Regions from separate parts of the Homo sapiens genome. Here region 2 is linked to region 1. The links are chromatin loops, found by intact Hi-C in ENCODE. Cell type or tissue: heart left ventricle. All regions are shown on one strand.

What was found. A loop is a pair of places that touch in the nucleus more often than their neighbours do. Peaks named below come from ENCODE experiments on the same cell type or tissue, not always from the same donor. Only the 100,000 strongest peaks of a DNase experiment are listed, where the experiment ranks them.
Region 2: it touches region 1 in a loop (2.2-fold over the local background); 1 of 110 quality-filtered maps calls a loop at or near these places.

Annotation. Positions count from the first base shown.
Region 1 is chr18:24,292,059-24,297,058 of GRCh38, forward strand. All of the region lies in intron 14 of OSBPL1A (oxysterol binding protein like 1A), which reads right to left. Among named protein-coding and RNA genes, the nearest start is that of MIR320C2, 27 kb to the right of the region's middle. In heart left ventricle, no CTCF peak of the experiment used is centred here; no DNase peak of the experiment used is centred here.
Region 2 is chr18:24,374,261-24,379,260 of GRCh38, forward strand. It overlaps OSBPL1A (oxysterol binding protein like 1A), which reads right to left. Exons shown (of 28, transcript NM_080597.4): 2 at 3,153-3,275. The coding sequence starts at 3,273. All of the region lies in intron 2 of LOC124904268 (a long non-coding RNA gene), which reads left to right. Among named protein-coding and RNA genes, the nearest start is that of OSBPL1A, 21 kb to the right of the region's middle. RefSeq lists a silencer at 4,385-4,679. In heart left ventricle, no CTCF peak of the experiment used is centred here; a DNase peak (open chromatin) is centred at 2,633.

The sequences.
Region 1 (5,000 bases):
TGAGCAACAGCAAAACTCTGTCTCAAAAAGAAAAAAGAAAATATCAGAAGTCAGAATAAATTGCAATTGCATCTTCAAAATGCTAGTGGAAGATAACTATAACCCAGTGAGGGTGAAATAAAGATTTAGATAAGGTAGAAATTCTTCTACTCACAGACCCCCAATGAAAGAATTACTCAAAGATTTGCCTCAGAAAATAAAACAGAATTCAGGGGAGAGGAGTAGGATATAAAAATCAGTGGCATTAACTGTGGAAACCCTCTTGGCAAAAGAATGCAAAATATGCCACAGTTCTGATGGTTTCTTCCCTATTTCATGTCTCTAAAAGGTCTCTTTGACTTGTACACTCGTTAAATTTACTAACTTGACAGAAATTTATTGTTTCTCCCTGAGTTTGAGAGATATAAGGTATAAATTTAAGCTAGATAAGTAGGTCATTCATTTCACTCACTCATTCATCACACACAGAGAGAAAGAGAGACGGCGAGAGAGAGGAGAGAGAGACCCCCATCACATGCCAAGTTCTGTTGAGGTACCAAAGATAATCGGCAAACAGGTAAAAATCCCTGCCCTGAAGTTTATACCACGGTGGGAAAGGCAGACAATCAACTACACACACTCATAGGAAGTCTGATAAGTAACAAAAGAGAAACTGCAGTAAGGTAGAGGGGTAACAAGTGCTGAGGGGAGGTGAACTTCACAGAGGATGAGGTACCAGCTAAGGGTCTCAGCAGGGAAGAGCTGGCCTGCTCAAAGGTAACTGAGGTCTGGGCACAGTGGCTCACGCCTGTAATCCCAGCACTTTGGGAGGCTGAAGTGGGTGGATCACTTGAGGTCAGGAGTTCAAGGCCAGCCTGCCCAAAAGGGAGAAACTCCGTCTCTACTAAAAATATAAAAATTAGCCGGGTGTGGTGGCTCGCGCCTGTGGTCCCAGCTACTCAGGAGGCTGAGGCAGGAGTATCGCTTGAACCTGGGGGCGGAGGTTGCAGTGAGCCAAGATCGCACCACTGCCTCTAGCCCAGGCGACAGAGAGGGACTCCCGTCTCAAAAAAAAAAAAAAAAAAAAAAAAGAAAAGAAAAGAAAAAATTAAAACGTTAACTGAGAAGAATTTGAAAAAGAGATTGCTCACAAAGGTGAGGAGGGTTGAAGTAACAGAGACTGGCGTGCGGGACACAGTTACCATCCTGGCACAGAGGGGGAAAGGGGAGAGGACAGTATTGCTAAGCCCAGCAAGAGCTGGAGTCTAGATCAGGCCAGTGGCCAGGCAGAGGAACCCGGCAGCACTGCGGAACCACAGTCCGGCTGGAGAGAATGAAGGTAAAGCCCTGAAACGACTTCCTCTCCCGTCCCTCCGCAGGTCTCCCGACAGAGCCTCCCATTTGCTGAATCCAATCACAAGTCCGAGGGCCAAGAAGCCCCAGGGCTGAGGCTGCAGTACACAAAGCAGGGCAGAGCAGACGAGGAGGAGCAAACCAGCGCAGGAGGCCAGGAAAATCCTCTGTGTGCAGGCACCTTTTGAAGAAAGACCTAGGGAAGGAAGGGAGTGACTACGCCACTCAGGAGAAAAGCCTTCCAGAAGAGGGAACAGCACACGAAAGGCCACTGGCAGGCGTAGGCCAGGCCAATGAGGCTGGAGAGGAGCCAGAAAGGGAACTGGGAGGTGGGGGGCTGAGGGGTGGAAGGGGCTGGAAGGCTCTGCAGGTCATTAGAATGACTCTGTCTCTCACTCCAAGTGAGAAGATCTGGAAGCCACTGGATGTTTCCAGCAAAGGACCTCAATCCACTGACATTTTGGGAGGATTTGGGGCAGAAGCTGTAGGGGGAAGGGTGAAATCTGGGGACAGCAAGTAGGTTTTCAGATGTCCACGTGGGAGGCAATGGTGGCTTGGACCAGGTGGCAACAGAGAAAGTGGTAAGTTTGTTTACTCAAAGCCCAGATTTTGAGGAAACAGTTTTAAGTAGGCTAAATAGAAGTGCTTTTCCTCTCAGATTTTTTTTTTCAGTTTTATTTTCTTGAGTTCGACTATTTTGCTTTTATATTTCAATAGTTTTGGGGGAATAGGTGGTGTTTGGTTACATGCATAAGTTCCTTAGTGAAGAAGTCTAAGATTTTAGTGCACCCATCACCTGAGCAGTGTACACTACATCCAATATGTGGTTGTTTTTTTTTTTGGTGGTGGTGTTGTTATTGAGATGGAGTCTTGCTCTGTTGCCCAGGCTGGAGTGCAGTGGCGCGATCTCGGCTCACTGCAACCTCCTCCTCCTGGGTTCAAGCGATTCTTCTGTCTCAGCCTCCTGAGTAGCGGGGATTACAGGTACCCGCCACCAGGCCCAGCTAATTTTTGTATTTTTTTAGTAGAGACGAGGTTTCACCATGTTGGCCAGGCTGGTCTCGAACTCCTGACCTCAGGTGATCCGCCCGACTCAGCCTCCCAAAGTGCTGGGATTACAGGCGTGAGCCACTGTGCCCGGTCCAATATGTAGATTTTAATTTCTCCCCCAGACTCTTTCCTTCCCAGTCCATAAAGACCATATCACTCTAAGTCTCTGCATCCTCAAAGCTTAGCTCCCACTTATAAATGAGAACAAATGGTTTTTGGTTTTTCCATTCCTGAGTTTCTAAGTATTCCATTCACTTAGAATAATGGCCTCCAGCTCCATCCAAGTTGCTGCAGAAGACATTATTTCATTCCTTTTTGTGGCTGAGTAGTATTCCATGTTGTATAAATACCACGTTATTTATCCATTCATTGGTTGATGGGCACTTAGGTTGGTCCCACATCTTTTGCAATTGTGAATTGTGCTGCTGTGAACATGGATGTGCATGTGTCTTTTTCATATAATGACTTCTTTTCCTTTGGGTAGATACCAGTAGTGGGACTGTTGGATCAAATAGTAGATCTACTTTTAGTTCTTTAGGGAATCTCCATACTGTTCTCCATAGAGGTTGTACTAATTTACATTCCCACCAGCAGTGTGAAAGTGTTCCCTTTTCACCACATCCACACCAACATCTATTGTTTTCTGACTTTTTCATTATGGCCATTCTTGTAGGAGTAAGATGGTATCTCCTTGTGGTTTGGATTTCCATTTCCATGATGATTAGTGCTGTTGAGCATTTTTTTATATGTTTGTTGGTCAACTGTATATCTTCTTTTGAGAAACATCTATTCATGTCTTTTGCCCACTTTTTGATGGGATTATTTGTATTTTTCTTGCTGATTTGTTTGAGTGCCTTGCAGATTTCAGATACTAGTCCTTTGTTGGATGCATAGTTTGCATATTTTCTCCCATTCTCTGGTTGTCTATTTATTCTGCTGATTATTTCTTTTTCTGTGCAGAAGCTTTTTAGTTTAATTAGGTTCCATTTATTTATTTTTGTTGTACTTGCTGTTGGGGTCTTAGTCATGAATTTTTGCCTAGGCCAATGTCCAGAAGAGTTTTTCCAATATTATCTTCTAGAATTGTTAGGCTTTCTGGTCTTAGAATTAAGTCTTTGATCCATCTTGAGTTGATTTTTATATAAGGCAGAGATGGGGATCCAGTTTCATTCTTATACATGTGGCTTGCCAATTATCCCAGCACATAGACTGGGGAAAGGATAGCCTATTTTGGGGAAAAGCTATATAAACTGAATAGGCTGTCCTTTCCCCAATTTATGTTTTTTTCAAATATATAAATTGAATAGGCCGTCCTTTCCCCAATTTATGTTTTTGTATGCTTTGTCAAAGATCAGTTGGCTGTATAATATTTGGTTTTATTTCTGGGTTCTCTATTCTGTTTCACTGGTCTAAGAGCCTTTTTTTTTTTCTCCATAACAGTAACCATGATGTTTTTGGTAACTAGAGCTCTGCAGTATAATTTAAAGTCCAATAATGTGATACCTCCAGATTTGTTCTTTTTTCTTAGTATTACTTTGGCTATTCAGGTTCTTATGGGATTCCATATGAGTTTTAAGATTTTTTTTCTAGTTCTGTGAAAAATTGTGATGGTATTTTGATGGGAATTGCATTGCATCTGTAAATTGCTTTGGGCAGTATGGTCATTTTCACAATATTGATTCTTCCCATCCATGAGCATGAGATATGTTTCCATTTATTTGTGTCATCTATGATTTCTTTCAGCAGTGTTTTGTAGTTTTCCTTGTAGAGAGCTTTCACCTCCTTGGCTAAGCACATTCCTACATATTTTATTTTTTTGCAACTGTTGTAAAAGGGATTGACTTCTTGATTTGATTCTCAGCTTGGTCGCTGTTGCTGTACAGCTGTGCTACTGATTTGTATACATTGATTTTGTAACCTGAGACTTTATTGAATTTGTTTATGAGATCTAGGAGTCTTTTGGATGAGTCTTTAGGATTTTCTAGGTGCGTGATCATATCACTGGCAAACAACACTAGTTTGACTTCCTCTTTTCCACATAGATGCCCTTTATTTCTTTCTCTTAACTGACTGCTCTGGCTAGGACTTCCAGTACTACGTTGAATAGGAAGTGGTAAAAGTGGGCATCCTTTTCTTATTTCAGTTCTTAGAGGGAATGCTTTCAATTTTTCCCTATTCAGTATGATGTTGGCTATGGGTTTGTCATATATGGCTTTTATTATTTTGAGGTAAGTCCCTTCTATGCCTAGTTTATTAAGAGTTTTTAACATAAAGGGATGCTGGATTTTATCAAATGCTTTTTCTGCATCTACTGAGATGATCACATGGTTTTTACTTTTAATTGTTTGTGATATATCATATTTATTGACTTGCATATATTAAAGCATCCCTGCATCCCTGGAACAAAACCCACCTGATCATGGTGTATTATCTTTCTGATATGCTGTTGGATTCAATTAGCTAGTATTTTTTTGAGGATTTTTGCACCTATGTTCATCAGGGATATTGGTCTGTAGTTTTCCTTGTTCGTTGTGTCCTTCTCTGGTTTTGGTATTAGGGTGATACTGGCTTCATAAAATGATTTAGGGAGGATTCCTTCTTTCTCTTTCTTTTGGAAT
Region 2 (5,000 bases), 82 kb after region 1:
TGCAAAGATGCTATTTCTTCCCCACTGAGGGTGAGGTCATGAGGTTTGCTGCCCTGGTACAGGAGGAGGAAGTAGCAAAAAGAATAAAATATCCACCTGAAGCCAGCCCTTTCTGGGACTGAGGAACTGTGGAAGAAAAAAAGACAAAAGCTGAGACACGTGGCTCTGGATCTTAAACTCGGAAAGTGGGATACATTGAGGAGACATAGAGAACAGGCAAGCTGCTTCCGGGATGCAGGAAAAGACCCCCCCTAGATCGCCCATCTTAGCACTCCCCTGCCAGATGCCACATCAAAGCAGACTCAGTAAGGTGTCCTGAGGGAAGGCTGCATTTTGGCTAACCAGAGCTGCTCTAGGTTCCCCCATGTCATTGGCTCCCACATGCCACTCTCCCAAGAAGGGAACAGGAGTGTGTCTGCATTGAACCAGCAAGCCTAGGCCAGGTGCCAGATGAAGATGTGACAGAGGGTAACACAAGCCAACATGAGAGTCTCCTGATACAGCCAAGGAGCCTTACCTATGCCACACGACACACTGAGAGACCTGAGTTTGACTTTCTACCTGAGTTTCACGTCAGCTTCCAATGCTTAAGGAGCACCAGGAAGACAAGGGTGGCTGAGGACCCAAAGCCAAGTCATAGATTCGAGGAAAACCTGCCTCTCCACCACACGAACACACAGCAAGTCTCACCTCTACACTCAAACACCAAGCTAGAGGAAACACAGGGGAAGGGAGATCAAGACTTTATCAAAAAGGCTACTAAAAAAAGTATGGCTAGATGCAATGGATCACACCTGTAATCCCAACACTTTGGGAGGCTGAGATGAGAGGATCGCTTGAGACCAGGAGTTCAAGACCAGCCTGGGGAACACAGCAAGATCCCGTTTCTACAAGAAATACAAAAATTAGCCAGGCGTGGTGGCATGTGCTTGTAGTCCCAACTACTCTGGAGGCTGAGGTGGGACAAAGGCTTGAGCCCAGAAGTCTGAGGCTGCCATGAACTGTGAGCATGCCACTGCACTCCAGCCTGGGCAACAGAACAAAACCCTGTCTCAAAAAAAAAAAAAAAAAAAAAAAAAAAAGACAGAAGTACCCAAAGACTAACGTTTACTCTCCCCATACCTCCCAGAACATGAAGAGGTTTATTACAATACCAGAGCCATTTTGAGAACACGTTTTATTTCTCTGCACATTTGATGCAAGGTTGTGATGTATTGGCCACTTTGCTACACATGGCATATTATGACTTGGCTGCTATGTTGTTTCTTCTTCCTTGAACCATTTTTTCTTCTCTATCGTCACCTGGTTAACTCCTACTCTTTCACATTTCATCTTAGAATCGTCTCCTCCAAGAAGCAAATCCTTCAAGTTCCAGTTTCACACCTCTCCCATGACACCTGCACTTCCAGATCCTGGTACCTATTTTGTAATGCAGACTAGTCTGATCTGTTAATCTACTAGACTAAGCTCAATAAGGGCAGGGATCCCATGTGTCTCTTCATCATTATCTCCAAGACACACAGTAAACACTCAGACCTGCTGGGTCAACTGCAATGTCTTCAAGAAGAAAAAAAAATTATCATAGTGTATCTGGAATTGGTGGGTTCTTGGTCTCACTGACTTCAAGAATGAAGCCGCGGACCCTCGCGGTGAGTGTTACAGCTCTTAAGGCGGCGCGTCTGGAGTTGTTTGTTCCTCCCGGTGGGCTCGTGGTCTCCCTGGCTTCAGGAGTGAAGCTGCAGACCTTCGCAGTGAGTGTTACAGCTCATAAAAGCAGTGTGGACCCAAAGAGTGAGCAGTAGCAAGATTTATTGCGAAGAGCAAAAGAACAAAGCTTCCACAGTGTGGAAGGGGACTCCAGCGAGTTGCCACTGCTGGCTCCGGCAGCCTGCTGTTATTCTCTTGTCTGGCCCCACCCACATCCTGCTGACTGGTAGAGCCGAGTGGTCTGTTTTGACAGGGTGCTGATTGGTACCTTTACAATCCCTGAGTTAGACACAAAGGTTCTCCACATCCTCACCAGGTTAGCTAGATACAGAGTGTGGACACAAAGGTTCTCCAAGGCCCCACCAGAGTAGCTAGATACAGAGTATTGATTGGTGCATTCACAAACCCTGAACTAGACGCAGGGTGCTGATTGGTGTGTTTATAAACCTTGAGCTAGATACAGAGTGCCGATTGGTGTATTTACAATCCCTGGGCTAGACATAAAGGTTCTCCACCTCCCCACCAGACTCAGGAGCCCAGCTGGCTTCACCCAGTGGATCCCGCACTGGGGCTGCAGGTGGAGCTGCCTGCCAGTCCTGCACCATGCGCCCGCACTCCTCAGCCCTTGGGTGGTGGATGGGACTGGGCGCTGTGGAGCAGGGGGCAGTGCTCATCGAGGAGGCTTGGGCCGCACAGGAGCCCATGGAGGGGGTGGGAGGCTGAAGCATGGCCGACTGCAGGTCCTGAGCCCTGCCCCGCAGGAAGGCAGCTAAGGCCCGGTGAGAGATCCAGCGCAGCGCCGGTGGGCTGGCACTGCTGGGGGACCCAGTACACCCTCCGCAGCCGCTGGCCCGGGTGCTAAGCTCCTCATTGCCAGGGGCCGACAGGGCCGGCCGGCTGCTCCCAGTGCGGGGCCCACCAAGCCCACGCCCACGCCCACACGGAACTCCAGCCGGCCCGCAAACGCCGCGCGCAGCCCTGGTTCCCGCTAGCGCCTCTCCTTCCACACCTCCCTGCAAGCCGAGGGAGCCGGCTCCAGCCTTGGCCAGCACAGAAAGGGGCTCCCACAGTGCAGCGATGGGCTGAAGGGCTCCTCAAGTGCCGCCAAAGTGGGAGCCCAGGCAGAGGAGGCCCGAAAGCGAGCGAGGTCTGTGAGGACTGCCAGCACGCTGTCACCTCTCAATAGGATGTATCCTGTGGGCTAGAGCCACCCTTGTGGCTTGTAATATTTGGGATCCATAACAATTTTAAGAATTTAAAATTCTTATGTCACTTTCTCTGACTCAGAGGGGGCTAGGAGAGACATTTCCTCCAATCTGTGGGGTTCTTCCTAGCATGAGAGATAGAGATTAATTACATGATAGATAAGAAAGGTTAGCATTAAATAAATGCTAAGAGTAGTGCAGACTCATAAGAGAAAGCTACAAAATCCATTCAAAGTTTACCTTTGCAATTAATGTCAGCAATCACTTCATTCCTCGCCATGGTCTCTAATAGTTGTCTTACTTCTTCAGCATTGCCATTTCTGGCGTGATGGAGAAGCTGTTGCTCCGCTTCTGTGTTCATTTCTAAATTAAGAAAATAATAACATTGCTATTATTTAAGAACATAATTAGCTTTTAGATATCACCTGCTAATACAGAAAGGGGAAAGAATCCTCATTTTGCAGCTGATAAGACAGACACAACAACTGAATAAATCCGTTGCAGGGTGAGAACTTGAGCCTGAGACCCCTTGCCCTTCCTATTATTATTGAAGCAGTACAGGAGACACTTGGGCAAGTCTCTTAACTTCTTAAGGCCTTAGTTTCCTCATCTGCAGAATACAACCAACCGCATAAGCTGTTTGTTGTAAGATTATGTATGTGAAAGCATTCTGTCAAATACATAGTATTATGCAAATAGTTATTACATTAAAAATTAGACATAAAAGGAAAAAACAAAATTAGAGATAAAGTCAAAGTATGACTTTATTTCCTATATGACCATTCATATAGGAATAGTGTAAGACTAACATGTAAACTAACACATTCAAAACTGTGCAAAGAATCATTCTGAATAGAAACTCATTATAGATAAATGCCCTGAAGTGGCTATATGTAAACAAATTTATTTTTTCTGTCACATTTTCTTATCAAGCCCCAAACCAAATATAGAAAATTACAACCAAATTTCAAGCATTTATGTCAAAATGAGCAAATATTACAAATAGCAATTCCCAGAAGTATGTCATTCTTACTAATAATCAAATAAATAAAAATCATTCAAACACAAGTGATATTTTTCATGCCCATTGAATTAGCAAAAATAAAAAAAGACAAGAAACAATGCTGGCATGGGCAGGAAATAGCACTCCTGTAGACTGCTAAAATGAATATAAATGCATACAACCTTTCATACATTACAGGTGGAGATCAGCAATTTGGCAATATCAAATAAACTTCAAAATTCATATATACCATTTACTTTGTCTAGGCAACTCTATTTCTAGAAATCTATCCTGCAAAAACATTTACACAAGATTTTTATTTCAATGTTTATTTTTCCCCTCACTTTTGCTGTCATCTTATACAAGATTATTTTGAAACCATGCTTATAAAGATTACATTATTTGTAATAGTGGAAAAGTTAGAAACCACTCCATGTCATCAACAGGGGACTGGTTAAATACATCTTCCAGTGAGGCTAAAAGAGATGGGCTGTATAGGCTGGTGACTGGATGGGTTTTGAAGGCATGGTTTCAAAACAGAGCAGAGCAAACAGCTTGTCTCCAGCCCTCTTGCCCTAATCGGCATTTCTTATGCAGGCAAGCCAGGCTTTACCCTCTATGAGACTTAGCTGGTTATATTCCCTAAAGTACAAGAGAGACACCAGGAGGTCCCAGCAAGTGGTCAAGCCAGGCAAACCTTACAATGAAGTTAGCAGTCAACAGGGCCCACCCACTCTCTCAGTTTTCAATCAACTTTCTAGCTCCCCACTCTTAAACATGAAAGACAAAGACCAAAACCAAACAGGGAAGAAAAGCAACCTAGAGAAAACAAGGTATCAAAGAAAATGTTAAAAAATAATAACTAATATCCTTAGATAATAAATGACATTCTGTCCTGTAACAAAAACAAGATGCTATTAAAAAAAAATAAAGCTTGAGAAAAAGAACTTTGGAAATAAAAATAGCAAAAATTAAAACTTCAATAAAAGAGTTGGAAAATAAGTTGAGAATATCTCCTAGAAAATAAAATGTTAAGAAAATGGGAGATAAAAGATGAATGTTGGCCAGGCACAGTGGCTCATGCC